6 separate regions of the Homo sapiens genome follow, and all the other regions are linked to region 6. The links are chromatin contacts, found by Hi-C or POLR2A ChIA-PET in ENCODE. All regions are on one chromosome and are shown on one strand. The core of a region is the stretch at or near the end of the contact, and the rest is flanking DNA. Distances in the headings are between cores, read along the strand shown. Region 1 overlaps LY86-AS1 (LY86 antisense RNA 1). Region 2 overlaps RREB1 (ras responsive element binding protein 1). Region 3 has its middle 34 kb from the start of RREB1. Region 4 overlaps RREB1 (ras responsive element binding protein 1). Region 5 has its middle 11 kb from the start of F13A1. Region 6 has its middle 36 kb from the start of LY86-AS1.

What was found. A loop is a pair of places that touch in the nucleus more often than their neighbours do. ChIA-PET counts read pairs that join two places held with the same protein, here RNA polymerase II (POLR2A). Pooled maps may share reads with other maps.
Region 1: a map with no recorded cell type shows a loop between it and region 6 (3-fold over the local background). The contact joins two enhancer-like sites. A Hi-C loop is called at or near these places in 3 of 37 single-sample maps with no recorded cell type and 2 of 50 pooled maps. POLR2A ChIA-PET finds 5 or more read pairs at or near these places in 2 of 52 experiments (Caco-2 and OCI-LY7).
Region 2: a pooled map shows a loop between it and region 6 (2.2-fold over the local background). The contact joins two enhancer-like sites. A Hi-C loop is called at or near these places in 2 of 50 pooled maps. POLR2A ChIA-PET finds 5 or more read pairs at or near these places in 4 of 52 experiments (T-cell, activated T-cell and activated naive CD4-positive, alpha-beta T cell).
Region 3: a loop to region 6 is called in a pooled map, with 4 times the contacts of the local background. The contact joins two enhancer-like sites. A Hi-C loop is called at or near these places in 4 of 50 pooled maps. POLR2A ChIA-PET finds 5 or more read pairs at or near these places in 3 of 52 experiments (B cell, K562 and activated B cell).
Region 4: a map of naive thymus-derived CD4-positive, alpha-beta T cell shows a loop between it and region 6 (2.7-fold over the local background). The contact joins two enhancer-like sites. A Hi-C loop is called at or near these places in 1 of 168 maps with a recorded cell type or tissue (naive thymus-derived CD4-positive, alpha-beta T cell) and 7 of 50 pooled maps. POLR2A ChIA-PET finds 5 or more read pairs at or near these places in 5 of 52 experiments (activated CD4-positive, alpha-beta T cell, activated T-cell, activated naive CD4-positive, alpha-beta T cell and 1 more).
Region 5: a pooled map shows a loop between it and region 6 (5-fold over the local background). The contact joins two enhancer-like sites. A Hi-C loop is called at or near these places in 6 of 37 single-sample maps with no recorded cell type and 4 of 50 pooled maps. POLR2A ChIA-PET finds 5 or more read pairs at or near these places in 2 of 52 experiments (A673 and activated B cell).

The regions. Positions count from the first base shown.
Region 1 is chr6:6,389,891-6,392,645 of GRCh38, reverse strand. All of the region lies in intron 4 of LY86-AS1 (LY86 antisense RNA 1), which reads left to right. Among named protein-coding and RNA genes, the nearest start is that of F13A1, 71 kb to the right of the region's middle. RefSeq lists enhancers at 1-44, 175-344, 1,293-1,342. Within about 2 kb of position 1,250, at least 6 of the 41 ENCODE cell types and tissues checked have a DNase peak (open chromatin) inside an H3K27ac peak, as active enhancers do.
Region 2 is chr6:7,153,061-7,155,829 of GRCh38, reverse strand. All of the region lies in intron 1 of RREB1 (ras responsive element binding protein 1), which reads right to left. Among named protein-coding and RNA genes, the nearest start is that of RREB1, 46 kb to the right of the region's middle. Within about 2 kb of position 1,374, at least 5 of the 41 ENCODE cell types and tissues checked have a DNase peak (open chromatin) inside an H3K27ac peak, as active enhancers do.
Region 3 is chr6:7,072,634-7,075,558 of GRCh38, reverse strand. No RefSeq gene overlaps it. Among named protein-coding and RNA genes, the nearest start is that of RREB1, 34 kb to the left of the region's middle. RefSeq lists an enhancer at 1,660-1,899. Within about 2 kb of position 1,623, at least 5 of the 41 ENCODE cell types and tissues checked have a DNase peak (open chromatin) inside an H3K27ac peak, as active enhancers do; they include B cell, where a contact is called at or near this core.
Region 4 is chr6:7,135,665-7,138,505 of GRCh38, reverse strand. The region is part of intron 1 of RREB1 (ras responsive element binding protein 1); the gene reads right to left. Among named protein-coding and RNA genes, the nearest start is that of RREB1, 29 kb to the right of the region's middle. RefSeq lists an enhancer at 1,425-1,494. Within about 2 kb of position 1,470, at least 32 of the 41 ENCODE cell types and tissues checked have a DNase peak (open chromatin) inside an H3K27ac peak, as active enhancers do.
Region 5 is chr6:6,330,195-6,333,302 of GRCh38, reverse strand. No RefSeq gene overlaps it. Among named protein-coding and RNA genes, the nearest start is that of F13A1, 11 kb to the right of the region's middle. RefSeq lists an enhancer at 1,442-1,491. Within about 2 kb of position 1,807, at least 3 of the 41 ENCODE cell types and tissues checked have a DNase peak (open chromatin) inside an H3K27ac peak, as active enhancers do.
Region 6 is chr6:6,657,792-6,660,513 of GRCh38, reverse strand. No RefSeq gene overlaps it. Among named protein-coding and RNA genes, the nearest start is that of LY86-AS1, 36 kb to the right of the region's middle. Within about 2 kb of position 1,458, at least 8 of the 41 ENCODE cell types and tissues checked have a DNase peak (open chromatin) inside an H3K27ac peak, as active enhancers do; they include B cell, where a contact is called at or near this core.

The sequences.
Region 1 (2,755 bases), core at 1-2,500, 270 kb after region 6:
TACCACATGACCTCCCTCCAACTGGAGCGAAAGTTTGTCAAGAAGCTCAAGGCTTCTGAAAAGCCCCGAGGACAAAATACGCTATACTGGGTCTGGGTGGCTGCCAGGCATCAGGACCTGAGACAGTTGATGGGAGGCAAGCATGAAGGGCCTGGTGAGGAAGACAGCAGTGGCAGGAACAGGAAGGCAGGGGTGGATTCAGCATCTAAGAGGTCAGAGGGTCAGCCCAAAGATACAGTGACAGGGTTGTGTGGCTTTCATCCTCACTGGAAAAGTTTGAGTTTGTTGCCTCTGTTGGTCCCATGGGTGTTGACAAATCCTCCAGGGCTTATCAACTGTCCCACTGCCCCCACCAGCTAGGTCGGAGTCTCTTCTGACCAACCAAAATGAGTCTGAGCTATAAACAGCTAAACTAGCTCTGATGGTGCCAAGGTGCTGATTTGAGTCTTGCCTATACCATCCCTAACACAGTACACATTTACAGTATGATAATTGCCTGTTGTCTTCACTCCTCAAGTTCTCCAAGTCCAGTAGCTGGCATGGCGTGGGCATTGCTGAAAGGAATACAGCCCATGCTGAATTTTACCCATGATTAAGACAGGACTAGAGAAGCCCAGCCTCATGTATTAATTCTTCTTAATTTCAAAAACATGTATTGGCAAATTCTGGGTGTCGAGGACATCAGGAGAGTTGCATCCAATATGGATCATGGATTAGATTGTCTATGCCAAGGGAAATGACTTGCAAACAACTGGCCTTTGGGGGCTGCAATTATTCTTAAGCAATTGAAAAATTTGGAAATATGTGCAGTCATTTGTGGAAACAAAACACACCAGGAGTAGATCATTGTCTTATGTGTAGCCCAACACAGATGCAGTATCACGGAGCTGAGTGACTGCTGACTCCTAAGAAAGAGACTCACCGATAATTGAGGGGTGCACTGGCAATGGCTTACAGTCTGATTCTTTTAACATATATATGATATATATATATATATATTTATTTATTATATATATTAATATATAATATATATATAATATAATATTTCCCCAAAACCTGAACAGAAAGGGGGAAAGCAATAAGTCTAAGCTGCTAGGACATTATTTGAAATCAGCAAAAAGGGAACTGAGACACTGAGTTGAAGAATGAAGCTGTGAGGGTGTAACTATAAAAACATATTTGGCCTTTTAGGTGGGAAATACCCTTTGAAGTCATTCTGCCAAGAGGGGCCACCCAGCTAACAGCGCATGGGGCCAGAGGGCCTTGATGGCTAAAATGAAACCTAGTCTCTTTCTGGAGCCTTATGGAATCTGCGTTCTAGAGAGAGTGATTTCATGTCCTTGTTTGGAAGAAAGGCAGATTGGCATGAGCAGCCAAGGAGAGTTTTCAGATGGAACTCACTCTGCAGAGAGAGGGTGCCAAGGACTCCCGACTCCAAGGAAAATGTTGATGCTCCTCTGGCTTCTTTATCAGAAGAAGGGACTCAGCAATAAATCCCAGACTTAGTTTCCTCTCTGTTTTGTGACGAGATGCTTGTTTTACACTCTCTGGAGCCTCAGTGTATCTCTTTCTCTCACCGACTGCATTTTCTCTGCAGTGAAGTAGAGCCACCCTCCCCGGAGCCCTCACTCTCCAAGTGTGGGAGGGGCCATGGAGACCTGGTGGCAGGGAGTGGCATCTGCCCTCTTGGGAGCTGCAAAAGCTGCCTCCCCCTCAAACTGGCTCCGGTGAGATATTTTATGATGATGCTGTGAAGGGATGATTTGCAAAGCTCTCAGAGGTGCTGAGGAGCTGAGAAAAGCTGGCAGAAGCTAAGAAGAGATCTGAGGGCTGCCTGAAAGGATTTGGAGGGCTGTTGGGTGGAAGGGGGAGGAGGGCAGGAATAGAGGATTCCTACATGGCTGGACAGGGAGAGGGCCTCAAGGTCACCTAGCGCAGCTGCCTCATTTGACCGATGAAATTACAAGGTGAGGGTGGGGCATTTGCCTGGGATTGAAGTATGGAAATGATAGAAAAACTAATTTCAACTTAATATTCTTTCAATTAGGCTGCTACCATACAATGGAACGGGCCCCCCATAGAACAAATAACTCCTCTTCATTGCCAAAATATGAATAGGAGTTCAGTAGCACCCACAGAGGGGTCTGCAACGACATTGTCCAATAGAAATAGCATATAAGCTGGGCATATAATTTTAAAATCTCTACAAGTCATATTTAAAAAGTAAAAAGAAACAAGTGAAGTTAACTTTAATAATGTATTTTATTTAATTCAATACACCCAAAATATGATTGTTTCAACATATAATCAATATTCAATATAAAATTACTAATAAAATATTCTACATCCTAGGACTGAAATCCAGTGCTGCTTTTATATTTAGAGTACATCTCAACTCAGACTAGCCAGATTTCAAGTGCTCAATAGCTGTAGTCCTATGCCAGAAGAGAAATAGGATTAGATTTCTGATGTTGTTTTATTCCCTGAAAATAGATTTATTTCTATTCATTCAACAAATAAGTATTAAGCATCTAGTCTATTTAGGCAGCACGCTAAACTCTTCAACAATGATGGCTAAGCTGGGGTTTAAGAGTGTCTTCATGATTGGAGGAAACACGCCCACATTGAATAGAACTACCTTGCATTCTTTCATTTCTTTGTTATTGATGAGAAGGTGATAATTATGAATTTACTTATTAAGTGGACATAAAAATTTATACATATGTAACAAACCTGCGTGTTGTTCACATGTACC
Region 2 (2,769 bases), core at 125-2,624, 500 kb before region 6:
AGACCCACCTGGAAGAAAGAAAATGCAGTTAATAATTAAAAAATTTAAAAGGATGCAAGTTCTTAATGTCACTTGGAAAATCCTTTTCAATCAGTTCAAAATTCAAAAGATTAAATCACATCTAACTCTATCTGGATTTCCCAAGTGCAAGGGGAGGAAACTATTTTATCAGGTTTCTTGGAAGGGAAAACACATTTTCTCTATTAAAACTTAAGTCCTGGCCGGATGCTGTGGCTCACGCCTGTAATCCCAGCACCTTGGGAGGCTGAGGCAGGCCAATCACCTGAGGTCAGGAGTTCGAGACTAGCCAGGCCAACAGGGTGAAACCCTGTCTCTACCAAAAATATGAAAATTAGCTGGGTGTGGTGGCACAGGCCTATAATCCCAGCCACTCGGGAGGCTGAGTGAGGCAGGAGAATCGCTTAAACCCGGGAGACGGAAGTTGCAGTGAGCCAAGATCGTGCCACTGCACTCCAGCCTGGGCAACAGAGCAAAGCTCTGTCTCAGACAAACAAACAAACAAAACAAAACTGAAGTCCAGCTCATAAAGACTTCATAGAAACCTTCTTCAGACCACCTGATGGAATCAGGCCTCAGATGAGCATCTCAGGGCAGGCAGATGGATGATGGAAAAAGACCAAAGAAGAATCAAAAGGGAGGGTGATGAGAACAGGGCCTTTCTTCTCATAAGCCTGAAAATTACACATAGGTTAACTGAAGAAAATATTCTTCTAGTGCGACTGAACTATCTCCCTCTGAGAAACCACTTCCCACTAGGCCCCTTCGTTCCGCCCCTAACAACCCCGTTCTATTTATTGTTCAGTTTTAAATGACTGGGCAGCTGCTGCCTAGCCATGCCCCTCTAGTATTGACCAACACTGTCACCAGCACCCCCCACACGTAAACCACCAACGAATGAAGCTCGTGGTAAGGGGGCTTAACTTGGAATGTGAACTGTCACCAGCACACCACACTTCCTGCGAACTCTGACAGACTGTCTCCATTCAAGAAAAAATGAAAAGACTACCTTAAGGCCCGGTGGGTAACCACCCAAAGATGAACAAGCGGAATTGCATGGTAGTTAAGGAGTAGGCTCTGGAACCACATCGCAAATCCTGCCTCTACCACTTGCCAGCAGTGGTAAGTGGCCTGACCCTTAGACAGTTAGGGAACCTCTCAGTTCTGCAATTTCCTCATCTGTGAGATGGAGACAATAATAATACTGAAATCATATGACTGTTCTGAGAAATAGATTAGTCAAATCTATAAAGTGCTAAAACCTGTCTGGCACACATGATACCATCCCTCAGTGCTTTTTATTATCATATACATGCTCACACCTGAGCACACATACTGTACGTTCACATTAGCAAGTGTCTATTAGTCCTTCACGTCCCCAGTGATGAGTTCAACAGGTGCTACAAACATTGTACTCCCACTGGGCAGTCATTTTCAAACTTTAGTATGCACCTGGAGAGCTTATGATAACAGATTTCTGGGCCCCACCTCCACATTTCTGATTCAGCAGGGCTGGAGTGGGGCCTAGGAATCTGTGTTTCTAACAAGTTCCCAGGTGATGCTAATGCTGCTTGTCTGGGGACCACACTTTGAGAACCAAAGTGTCATTATGTTCTAGGCTTCAGGCCTAAGCTTCATCTAGTTTATGTGCATAGAGAACCTTATGGAGATGAAATGGAAAAGGAGAATAAAGCAAAGATGCTCACTGCTCAAAGAATATCCACATATTCTTCCATATTTCCTGGCAACCGTATACCTTTGTGGTCAGGCAGGTCACATGACTAGTCCTGGCCAATGAGCTGTGAGCACAAGTACCAGCCATCACTTCCAGACTGCAGCCTTTCAAAGTCAGTATGTAACCCACTAGCTCTTTCCTTGTGGTGGCAACCTGGAAGCATGTGTAATGACAGAGTAGCTATAAGACAAGAGCAGCCTGGATCCCTGGGTTACCACTTGTAAGGGAGCTATACTAGAGAGCTGCCAGACCTGCAGAGGATTCTACACCAACAAGCAACGGCACTTTATGGGTTGAGCCACTGGGATTTCAGGCTTTGTTTGATACTTCAACATAGCTTCGCTTAGCCTGACTTCATTATAAAGAGGATGCCCACATCATCAGTCTTAAGCCCAACCTATCAAACAGATCTGAGATATTTTATAAAATCAGCCAGAATTTCTACCCTACTCTCATTCACTTCTATTCACCAAAACAGATGAACTGTTTTTAACCTCCTATTTTCGGTCTGTTTCTCACTAACTAAAAAAATTATTTACTGCAACATGATTATGTACTAGTTGCTAATAATTTAGAAAGCTCAGTCCGCTAAAATGTATTAAAAATGTGAAAAGTAAATACATTGGAGGATTTGTGTGTGTGTGTGTGTGTGTGTGTGTGTGTATACCACTACTGGAATCCCTTGACTTTAATTGAGTAGGGAGGAGCAAGAGTAAAGGGTTTCAATTTTATTTATGTAATCACGTGTGGACTGATAACTTGTTTTGCCAAAACAGGAGAAAGTGATCTCTTTAAGGGCATCAGAATTTAACCACAAAGCTACTTTTTTTAAAAAAAAATAATAGTTCTACTAATCTAGGAACATTTTGCAGTTTAACATGTAGGTAATGAGCTGTCAACAGTATACAACTTACCAGACTGTGGAATGAAACATTAAAAATATTTTCCTCAAAAAAAAAAAAAAAAAAAAACCCTCTCACAAAGATTAATACCTCCTTCACTGTCACACACACACA
Region 3 (2,925 bases), core at 374-2,873, 410 kb before region 6:
CTCTCTGGACAGTAATTCTGTCAGCACCGCTCCCCCCAGCCCTAATCCAAGTCCTCTCATTTATGCACAGGCATCTGCTAAGAAGTTTCTAGTTTGTCTGTATAACTTCCTGTACATCCCTCCCTTTTGTGGAATACCTGTCCCAAGCCACGGGGACTCTAAATGCTCAGTAAGAACTTGCTAAAAGAATGAATAATTTATAAGGGACCTAATATAGCACCAAGGCATGATTATGATCCAAGCAGACTCTTTGGGCCCATTTGTGCCAGAGACTCCGTTATTTTGTAATTAACAAATATCGTGAATTTGCTTTGAAGATTGTCAAAGAACATGACAATTCTGCCTCAGGTGTTTGACTCAGGGCAAAGCATTTAAACTCTATGTGCCTCAGTTTCCTTTTCTATAAAGTGGGACTAACAATAGTAGCCTACACATAGGTTTAAATGTGAAGTGCCTGCCTGACACATGGCACTTAATAAGTGTTAGCTATCTTATTTCATTTATTTTATTTATTTATTTATTTATTTATTTATTTATTTTATTCATATAGACATGCGGTTTCACTATGTTGCCCAGGCAGGTCTCAAACTCCTGGGCTCAAGCAAACCTCCTGCCTCAGCCTCCCAAGCAGCTGGGACTAAAGGTGTGCGCCACAGCATCTGGCATTAGATATCTTATTTTAAACCTGGTAAAAAATGTTCCATTAGGCCAGGCGCAGTGGCTTATGCCTGTAATCCCAGCACTTTGGGAGGCTGAGGCAGGTGGATGACCTGAGGTCAGGAGTTCGAGGCCAGGCTGGCCAACATGGTGAAACCCTGTGTCCACTAAAAATATAAAAATTAAGCCTGGCACGGTGGCTCTCACCTGTAATCCTGGCACTTTGGAGGCTGAGGTGGGCAGATCACGAGGTCAAGAGATCGAGACCATCCTGGCCAACATGGTGAAACCTCGTCTCTACTAAAAATACAAATATTAGCTGGGCATGGTGGTGTGCGCCTGTAGTCCCAGCTACTCGGGAGGCTGAAGCAGGAGAATCGCTTGAGCCCAGGAGGCGGATGTTGCAGTGAGCCAAGATCACACCACTGCACTCCAGCCTGGGCAACAGAGTGAGACTTGGTCTCAAAAAAAAAAAAAAATTTAGTGATAATGTAGTGATGGATAAAAATCTGAGCCCATAATACCTTCATCATTGTTAGTAAGTCCTGTTTGACTGTCAGCACCACCAGGGAGTCAGGAGACTCAACTCTCTACCTCCTCCTCTTCCCACTGTCTTATTCCCTTAGTCTAGATCAGGCCCTGGAATCTGCATTTTAAATATCTTCCTTGAGTGAGTTGGACACAGGTCGTCACCAAACTGACACACATATGAACAAAAAAAAAAAAAAAAAAAGAAAAGAAAAGAAAAAATACAGACAAATATAGCCCTGGAACTTAATGAGGGAACTGGGCCAAATCTTGGGTGATTCCCCTCTCCCTCGAAGAGAGGGATTTATGGTTTAGGTAAAAACCATTAAGAACACATTGGTTTTTTTCATTGGTTTCACTTTGAGTTTCTGCCTCCTGCAACCCAAAACACAATCATACAGAGCTTCGCAGCGTGGGTCTGGGCCCTGCGTGAGCAGGGCCACGTGACCGAGACTGCCTGTGCTGAAGAGCTGAAAGCAGAGGAACACACAGGCAAGGGGAACCTACAGATATTTCCCCCTTTACTTTCTTTTCTTTTTTTAAAAAAACTATAATCCCATAGAGACATATGTGACAAGTCTGACAAATGGACAAAGGAATGACGCTTGTTCTCATTTAGAAAAAGCTTGCTGATGCTGGATGTGTGTCAATGCACAAAGCTGTGGCTCGAATAGCCAAGGACATAGCATGTTTTTTTGTTTTTGGTTTTTTTGTTGTTTTTTTAATAGATGAGAGCTTCCTATGTTGCTCAGTCTAGTCTCAAACACCTGACCTCGCCTTCTTATGTGCCAGGACAACAGGCCTGAGTCACCGTGCCTCCTGACATAGCATCTTTCGTACAGGATTTAGGGAAGCATGAGAGCACTGGAAATAAAACCTAAATGGTGGGTGAGCTATAGGTAAACACTGAAATATCATGATCTTATTAAAAAGAAAATAGTGAACCCAAAGAACCTGATATACAAGAGAAAATGAACCAGGCTGCCAAAATCCTCTGTTTCAACAACAGAAGTCAATGGGATACAGTGGTTTAAAATCATGTAAAGTGAGTAAAATGTTCAACCCTGTGAGAACAGAGCAGTAATCGTGATGGGCCATCAGCCAGATAAAAGTGTCCATATTTCTGGTCCCAGGCAGTATCTCTCTCTCTCTCTTTTTGTTTTGTTTTGTTTTGTTTTTTTTTGAGACGGAGTTTGGCTCTTGTCGCCCAGGCTGGATTGCAATGGCACAATCTCGGCTCACTTTAACCTCCACCTCCTGCCTTCAAGCAATTCTCGTGCCTCAGCCTCCTTAGTAGCTGGGATTACAGGTGTCCACCACCACGCCCGGCTCGTTTTTGTATTTTTAGTAGAGATGGGGGTTTCACCACATTGGCCAGGCTGGTCTCGAACTCCTGACCTCAAGTGTTCTGCCCACCTCGGCCTCCCAAAGTCCTGGGATTACAAGCATGAGCCACTGTGCCCAGCCTCCAAGCAGTACCTCATGCAACACAAGTATTTAAGTATTTATCAAAGATGGTCATAATCAGCTCTTAAAACATACTAACTAAACACAACACTGTACACAGAAACACTTAAAAATACCACTTATAAGAGCATCAAAAGTTTTAAGGTATTTTAATATATTTTAAAAGTTATATATATTCCTATATATTATATGATATGTAGGAATATTTACTATACACTAATACATATGTAATATAATATATTCTACGTATGTAGGGAGATGTAGGAATACACA
Region 4 (2,841 bases), core at 221-2,720, 480 kb before region 6:
AAAAGCTAATCATTTGGGGTAGCTCAAGTTTGAGGGGAGATTCTTTTGTTACTGTTTTTAAAAAGCTCAACTGGATAGTTAATTTAAAAAATATTCAAGTGTCTTTCAGATCCTTCAGAATGAAACTTCAAAATGTTCAACGTAACAGTTTCCTCCCTATTCTGGGTGTGTGCCGAAGTTTTCCTTCCCACCAATTAAGAGAGAAGGCTGGGCCCAACTGAATTATTTGGACAGGAGTTTGATGTCAGTTAAATACCACAGTAACTGGCATTTTCTATCACCTCCAGACTAAAGGACAAATGCCTAATTAACATGGACCAACATGCAGCTTAAACTGGAAAAGTGCCTGTCCTTTTTCTTTCTTTTCTTTTTTTCTGAAAGATTTAGGTCTTTAACATCCTTGAGTTAAAGTGCACAAAGGGTGTCTAATGCCATCTGACTGAGGTGTAAAAGTCTAATTAACTAATGCTTTTTGCAGTGATAGTAAATCAGTTAACATTATTAATCTTCCTGACTAGGCGTAAGTGAGTGAGGAGGGCTATTGAAAAGGAGCTAAACAGTTAGACTGGGTACCCTTGAAAAAGAAAAGGAACTCTGAAAGTGATGACTGATGATACTGAAAATAACTGAGATACTTAAAATCCAACCGCTCGCCGGGCCTACCACCAGGCAAGAGACTCTGAAAGCTGAGGCTGCAGCTCCAGGGCAGGGAGAGGAAGAGGAGGAGCTAGGCGGCCGTGAAATGACTCTCATCTCCCATCCTTCCCTCCCAGCATCACCGAGAGAGACACGACTCTCACGTGCTGGAGGCTTCCCTGCCTTAAATTAACGCTGTACCTTTCCAACTAATGTTTTCAGTAGACCAAACAAAAGTTTGGAGTAGTTTGAGCAAATGACTCCAACAGTGGAGCCAGTTAGGCTAGTTTCAATTCATCAACAACTATCTTAGCATCTGGCTTCTTAGTTTCATCTGCCTATGTGTTTGGCATCCAAAAATGCGCATGCATATCATACTCATGTTAGCAAACCATACTTTATCAAAGGCACTTCCTGCATGTAAACATCTGAAGAGAAAAGGCCAACAGCCAAACAATTTCTGTACCAGGGCTTGGTCTGTCTGTCCTGAGACAATGGCAGTAACTGCAGTCATGCCCTCCACCCTCTTTTCTGGATTCCAACCCTCTATTCCCTGCCTCCCTGTACCCGAGTCTATAAGGCAGCTCCTTCCCTGGGGGCTCAGGGGGGAAGGGAGAGGCATCAGGTCTAGCAGGCACTCTCTTGGTCCCTTGCCTGCTCCTGCCGCCTCCACCCAGGCCTTCCCAGGAAAGCCAGGGGACAGGACTGCTCAACTCCTGACAGCAGCTGGATGTGACGAATTAGCTCTGGGCTTTGGGGAGGGAACTCCCCATGTTGAGGCACTCCCGTCGCCAGATCCTGGGTGATGACCCTAAACCCAGCAAGCTTCCTCCATCTTCTCGAAGAACATCTCAAAGGAGCAGAGTTGGAAAGGGAAGTGAAAGAGGGAGGCCAGGTGCCGCGGTGGCTTCATCTTTTCCCCTCCTCAATATTTCTATCAAGTTTCTGTTTCACTGCCACCTCACATAAGGGGGATATGAACCTATGCATACCTTTTTAATAAAATTCTGAGGCAAACACAACACGTTTGGTTAACGACGGGCTTTCACAAGCCACCTGATAATAAAGAACTCTTGAAAACATCAGGCTTCAGAACTCAGTTCATCCTGAATAAAGATATTTATGCTTTATTTATTGTTTTAAATGTCTTTAGAGGCTGTTATTTGTTACTTTGCACACCATTATACCTAAAAATCACCTCTTCTGTTCAAAAAGGTAGGTTCAAGAGAAAACTTTTCATTTGTACTCCTAAGTTAATTATATATTCATGACCTCCTCCTCAAATAATGTCTCAGGCTGAGGGTAGTGGCTCATGCCTGTAATCCCAACATTTTGGGAAGCTGAGGATAGCGGGTTGCTGGAGCCCAGGAGTTCGAGACCGGCCTGGGCAACATAGCAAGACCTTATCTCTATTTAAAAATAAATAAATAAATAACATCTCTTACAAAATCCTGTTTACTATTATCTCCATATTGCCTAGCCATTGGGATCTGAAGCTACTGAAGGGGGGAGAAATCCTAGCCAATTAAACAATTCTTCAAAACAAACTAAAATCCTTAAGATATAATTTATAACTCATTTCAACTTTTTAAAATACGGGCATTACTGACATCTATAAACAAAGGCAAGAGAGAAGGTGCAGATGAAGTCCCTTTTCAAATCAAACTTCTACTCAAATCAGAATTGTAAAATTGTTTTAGAATTCTTAAAATAAAGTTTGGTGGGTTTTTTCCCCCAGAAACCTGTGTGAGGTCAGTTCCATCAAAAGTCATCATCACCCCTGATCACCTCCTCAGACATGGGAATCTCACTCAGCTGAGACCAACAGTTGGAGGAGGTACTGGTCCCATTGTACAGATGGTCACAGCCCTTTAATTGAGGTCAGCTGACTTGCTTAGTCATATGCCACCTCTCTCACCAGGTCCACCACAGGACAGTAATTTCTCCCTGCCTGTGTAGTAAAAATCCAGCTTTAGTATCAGCAGAAAATCCAAACAATGTGATCTTCCCAAATCCCATTCTTTCCTGTGCTCAGTTGATCCATACTTACTGTCTACCTGTTTTGCTAAGTCCCCTAGAGCAACTTGAAAGGGCTATAAAAGCTTGAAATAAAGATCATGTTAAATGTTTTTGAAAATATACAGATGGCACATAAAACTTAAACGGAATACCTGCTCCCAGTCCCAAGTCCTAGACAAAGGTAGA
Region 5 (3,108 bases), core at 558-3,057, 330 kb after region 6:
CTTCCCACAAAACCCTGAGCATTTACTAAGGTGTCTCTCTCAGCAGTGTTACTCAAAGGGGGTCCACCGAGGCAACGTCAGCATTCCCTTGGGATGTTTCAGAAATGCTTATGAACTGGACCCTGCTCCCAATCTGTCTAATCAGAAAGCCTCTAGAGGATTGTGGTACACATTGGTTTTTTTTTTGAGAGGCCCTGCAGCCTCTGGCATGAATCAGTTCATAGGTCCTAGGAAGTATTCAGTGAATACTCACAGAACAGAATTGATTACTTCCTTTAAATGAACCAAAGCTTCAAATAGAAGCACTGCCTTTTGTTTCAAGGACTGAACACATGAAACTGAATGAAATTTCTCTGGCCTGAGAACAAAAGTAAAAAACATATTGAAACACAGCTCCTCCCAACACATTCAGCCATCACACACTTAGACACTTCAAAGAATAGAGATTTTTATGGCGTGTGAAGAGTGAGTTAAGTACTAGCAAATTCTCAGATTAACAATAGTGCCGAAGAAGCTGCCTACTAGATGGTAGTTTTTTTTTTTTTTTTTTAAAAAAAAAAGGAAGCTAATGACCATGGAGAGGGCTGGTTCCTAACCAGGAGCTGCATCAAAAGCCAGACACTCAGATGCATGAAGAAGTCTCAGGTACCTGGGAGGGAAGGGAGTGTAACGCAGTCAGGAAATGGAGTAGTGCCAAGTATCAAGGCAAAACTGCCTGCAACAAAGTATTTTTCTTTCTCCCCAAGTGTGGCTGTGTATGCAAAACCTGGGCTCTGTTAACAGTTGGAGCCAATTGGAGAAGTGAAGCATGTAAAATTATGTTGAGGGGGAGTCTTGCATGCGGTTTGTGCAGGGTGTGCAGCTATAATCACTACTGAAAGAAAATTAGCTGCCCTAGTCAGATCCTGGATACCTCTAATAGCTTCGGTTTAAGGAAGTAAGGCCAGATGACTGGGTTTTTTTTTTTTTCTTATTATTTTTCAGAAAACACACGAAGTTGGCAAGAGAAAGGACATCTGAAATTCATGAAAATGATCGCGGCACTGGCCTTGCATGTAGACCCCTGGCAACCAGCAACTCTGCAAACACTGTCACTTTCCCATCACTGTGTTTTCTAAGTTGTCTGTGGGGCTCTTCAGTAATGGGGGCTGCAAAGAGTTTGAGGACAGACAGTGAGTCACTTGCTGGCTTTGCTACAGCATCCAGAGACGATCTGAAACAAAGTCCAGGCTGCTGCTGCTAAGTGAGAAGAAAGATAGCCTTTGGGGTCAGCAGGCCCCTTATCATAAACTACTAAATAAGCATGTTTCATACAAACAACAGCCTTCATTTTAAACAGGCCTTACCTCCACTGCACAGACTCCATATGCTTCTTAAGAATCAAACTTAAACTGGAAGATAAAGTCTGAGGTTTGGGATTGGCAGTGTTGTGTATGCTGTCTCGCTGATGTGAAATACTGATAATAAATCCAAAGAAAAGCAAGTATATTTAGTCCAAGAATACCTTCATTTCCTTTCTAAAAACAAAACATGATTAAAATCCCACACAAAGAGGTGAGCCTGCCTGTAGACCGGAAGGCTGGTAAATACATTAACGACACCTTAAAATCTGAGTCTTACCATGCCTTGGCAATTAGACCAGACAGTATAGAATGAAGAACTAAAAGCCGCTTATGGGCCCCTGGGCCACAGATTTCATAAAAAATTAATGCTGAGTGAAATAGAAACCATCTGAACTACAGCTGGCAAACATGTGCAGGGCTTTGATCGCCAAGGCCCAGCAACAAAGAGCATTTTCGGTTATTGTTTGTTCGACTGGGACTTTCTTCTGTCATATTTCCTGCCTATGCTGAAAGGCATTTTGAGACTAGAGAAGAAGTGGTGGGAAGTGAGGGTTGAAATAAAGATGGTAGTTGGCTGTTGTATTTAGAATAAATGGGCAGTTCTAACCTGCTATGGTTAACAACCCTGGTCCAGAGAACATGAGTAAGGGTCCACAGGCAGAGCCACTGCGAGGCACTCGTGAGATAGAAGAACCAAGGGGCAAGGTGTCCAAGACGGATGTTCAATGTTGCTCTTCCCTTCACCGAGAAGCTTAGGGGCTGACCGTAAGTCTTTTGCGGGAAAGGACCTCTCTCTTGCTCCCTGCAAATCCCTTGCAGCACATAACAGAGTCCCTGACCCGTATGAGGGTCCCATAAAAACTATTCTGTTGACAGACCAGAGTGGTAGAGTCACCCCACCTACAGGGGTGGTCTCCAATAGGTACCAGCTAGCTGCCACATTCTAATGTCCCCATCCCCTGCACCAGAAGACCTGTGCCTACACTGCTCAGAGGGTGAGGAGAAATCCAATCATATCTTCCAGGAGCACCATGGGCCCAGCTCTAAGAGAGATCTTGGAATGTGTAGATTTGAAGGGAAATTTTGAGTAAGAGAAAGATAGGAGTTTGGAGAAGGTGTACTTTAGCCAAGACAATGGACTTGGTTTTAAAAATGTCTGTTTGAGTCTGAAATCCGTAATGTGCCAGGTGTGTGATTATGAGCAAGCCCCTTTGCCTCTCCAAGCCTCAGTTCCCTTGTATGAATAAAGCATTTTAGGGAGCACAAATCATTCTTTACACTTGCAGTTATTTAGTGCTCCCTTTTATGTGGCTCTCAGCCTCAGAAGCCAAAGTTTAAGTGAGTGGCTGACTGTTTAAGATAAAGGTGAAATAAAAACCAGTGGTGCATATACAATTCACTAAAAACTTTTACTTTCTTTTTTTGTCAGCAACCCTATTGCTTTCACTGACATAAGAGATTCCACTGACTTTAATTCATTAATTAACTTGTATTTTTGTACATATATTATATGCCAGATTAGGTCCACAAGGAACATATTTGTTATAGGAGGAAAACACAGAATATTTTGAAGTCTATTAAATCGTGGAAACAGACTTGTTGACGAAATTCCAAAACACTAGCTTTTAATATAGTTTCCCCTTCTTGACTGCAGGCCTTAAAGATAGATACAATTTCCTACTCATCACAAAGTCTGTCAATAATAGATAGATAAATATTACCATATTAATTATATTGCTATATATTACAGCATACTCAATATTAG
Region 6 (2,722 bases), core at 209-2,708:
TCAAAGCCCCCCACAGTGCTTTGTTCTTGTCTTGTGCTGCTTACCATGGTTTCTCCATCACAGGAGATTTTTGGTACTCTTCTTCTTCCCTTTTCCTAAAAGATAAGCTGAGTTTGAATTGGGATTATACTATATATTATTTATTTTTTATATTTGATGTATTGTGCTTAATACAATGCTCAGCAAACCGTAGGTGCTGACTAAAGATTTACGAAGGGAAAGAAGAAAACAGTGAAAAAGCCAGATTATGCTTATGGCACATTCACCCAGGTGGGTTTGACAGTGAGTGACCAAAAGCTTTTGTGGAAGAGCATGAACAAATCATGAAACTGACTAGTATTCATGATCCCTTTTTGTTCTGTGCTGTCATCATTGAGTTAATGTAACTGTCATTAGCCTACCTTTGTTTTTAGCTCATTTGCTGCTTGAGTTAACACATTCTGCAAGCCTGCAACTAAAACCATGAAGTGTTTCTTTATTATATGGTGTCTTTCCAAACAGCCAAGCAACATTAGGTAGAAAGAGCCTGGATTTGGAGTGAGACAGAATTGAATCCTGGCTCACTGATGGAGCTCACAAGCCTGGGGAACCTTAGGCCAGTTCCTCAATTTCTCTAAACCCAGACTTCCTCTTCTATCACGTGGACCATTGTGTTACGCACCCACAGGCTGTTCTGGAGATGAAGTATTGAGATGCAGGCCGAGCACAATGCTGGCGCAGAGAGCCTGCACAAATCGTTGTTAGCTTTTACACAATTATTATTATCATGGTGGTTGTTCTGCCTTCTCAGATGTTATCTTTCTGCACTCACATATATTAATCTTTGTAGTTTATGTGGAAACCTTATTGCATCCCCTTGATTATGTCAATGATGTTCTCTGGCTCTTTCTTGAATTTTCTTCTACCACTTCTGAGTGAAGAAAAGGAAAGAAATGATATGATAAAGTCTTCGGTGGCAGGGATATTTTCTGTTTTTCCACCCTTGGGTGGGTTTCAGGGAAATCCAGAAAAATACCAGCTGGCAGAAGGTATCATTGTTTTTGGCTAAAGGAACATTGATACATACCCTTTTCCACAGAAGTGAGGAGACCAAACCACTGGAGGAAAGGAGGTGGTTTTGTGTCACATGTGAAAAGAAAGCTGGGCGCAAGGGGAGAAGAATATTTCAGGCCAGAGCATTTGAATGCAGCTGAAGGCTTCCGTTCCACACTAAGTAACTGAAGACATTTACAAACTAGATGAAAATAACTCTTTTATAAGCCCTATAGGACCCCTGCTTGCCTGATAAAATGATTGGAAAATTAGGTAGACTAACTTGTTTTGCTGATTGAGAAAAATACGGCCAATTCAAACCTGCAGTTGAACTGTTGAGATAATAAACTCCGCCATTCTAACGAGTCTGGGTTGTCATCAGGATGTGGCCCTTTCTGTTCTCGTGCTAGCTATTTTGGATTATCTTTCCTGAAGGCAGACGTAATTGTTACATTTGCAGATGTCACATTTAGTTATGCAGGCATTGGGTGTGTGTCTTTGTGTGCAGGAAACAAGTTTAATTAAAAAAATACACGTATTTTCTTTTTTTTTTTTTTTTTTGAGACAGAGTCTTGCTCTGTCACCCAGGCTGGAGTGCAATGGCATGATCTCCGCTCACTGCAACCTCTGCCTGCCTCCCGGGTTCAAGTGATTCCCCTGCCTCAGCCCCCTGAGTAGCTGGGATTACAGGCATGTGCCACCACGCCAGGCTGATTTTTGTATTTTTAGTAGAGACGGGGTTTTACCACGTTGGCCAGGCTGGTCTCGAACTCCTGACCTCAAGTGATCCGCCCACCTCGGCCTCCCAAAGTGCTGGGATTACAGGAGTGAACCACCACACCTGGCCCACATTTTCTTTCATAGGCCCTTTTGGCCTGGTTATATTGTTTCTGTTTGGGGGCCAGAAAGGTGTATCCAAATGTTTTCCTTAAATTCTTTTCAGAGTTCATGGCCCAGGGAACATGCCCCCATGCCAGGTCTAATAAAACTAGCTACACTTAGAAGAAATCAAGATGCCAAGGGACCATCTCAGGACCCAGAAGGGAATGTGGGCTTATGGGTGAGGGCTGGGCTTCTAGGATTGTTTGCTCTGATGATGTAGGAGGATGGGAGAGGTAAATTAGGAAAAGAGGCTTTAGCACTGCAAGTGAACACCCACCTTAACATAATAATGACTTATTTTTATTGAGTGACGTGCCAGGCCCTATTCTCAGCATTTTACATGCATTTTCTCATTAATTCTCACACTGTCTCTACAAGATAGGTACTATTATTATGGTCAGCACCTACAGATGAGGAAACTGGGGCTTAGACAATAAAAGTCACTTGCCCAGTGAACAGCTAGGAGAGAATTAGAACTTAAAACTGGCCTAATTCGAGACATGATCTGGACATGTCCTTTGGCCTAGTTTGAAACATGCCCTTCCTCTCCCTTTACCCCTTGGCAACTTCCCCAGTTTCCACTTAAGGATATGTGTGGTTCCAGTGGGAATAACTCTGATCCAGGTCTAGGGGTGGGGCATGTGACATAGGCTAAGCCAATCAGGGTAGGGTCAAAGTGATTGGTCAGGATGTTACTGAGCCAGCAATGGGCTCACTGCCTAATGTGCATTGTGGCCAATCCCACTGCACTGGCTTTTAAGAAAAGAAAAGGTTTACTGCAAGTCTACCAGCAAGGAGACAGGAGGAA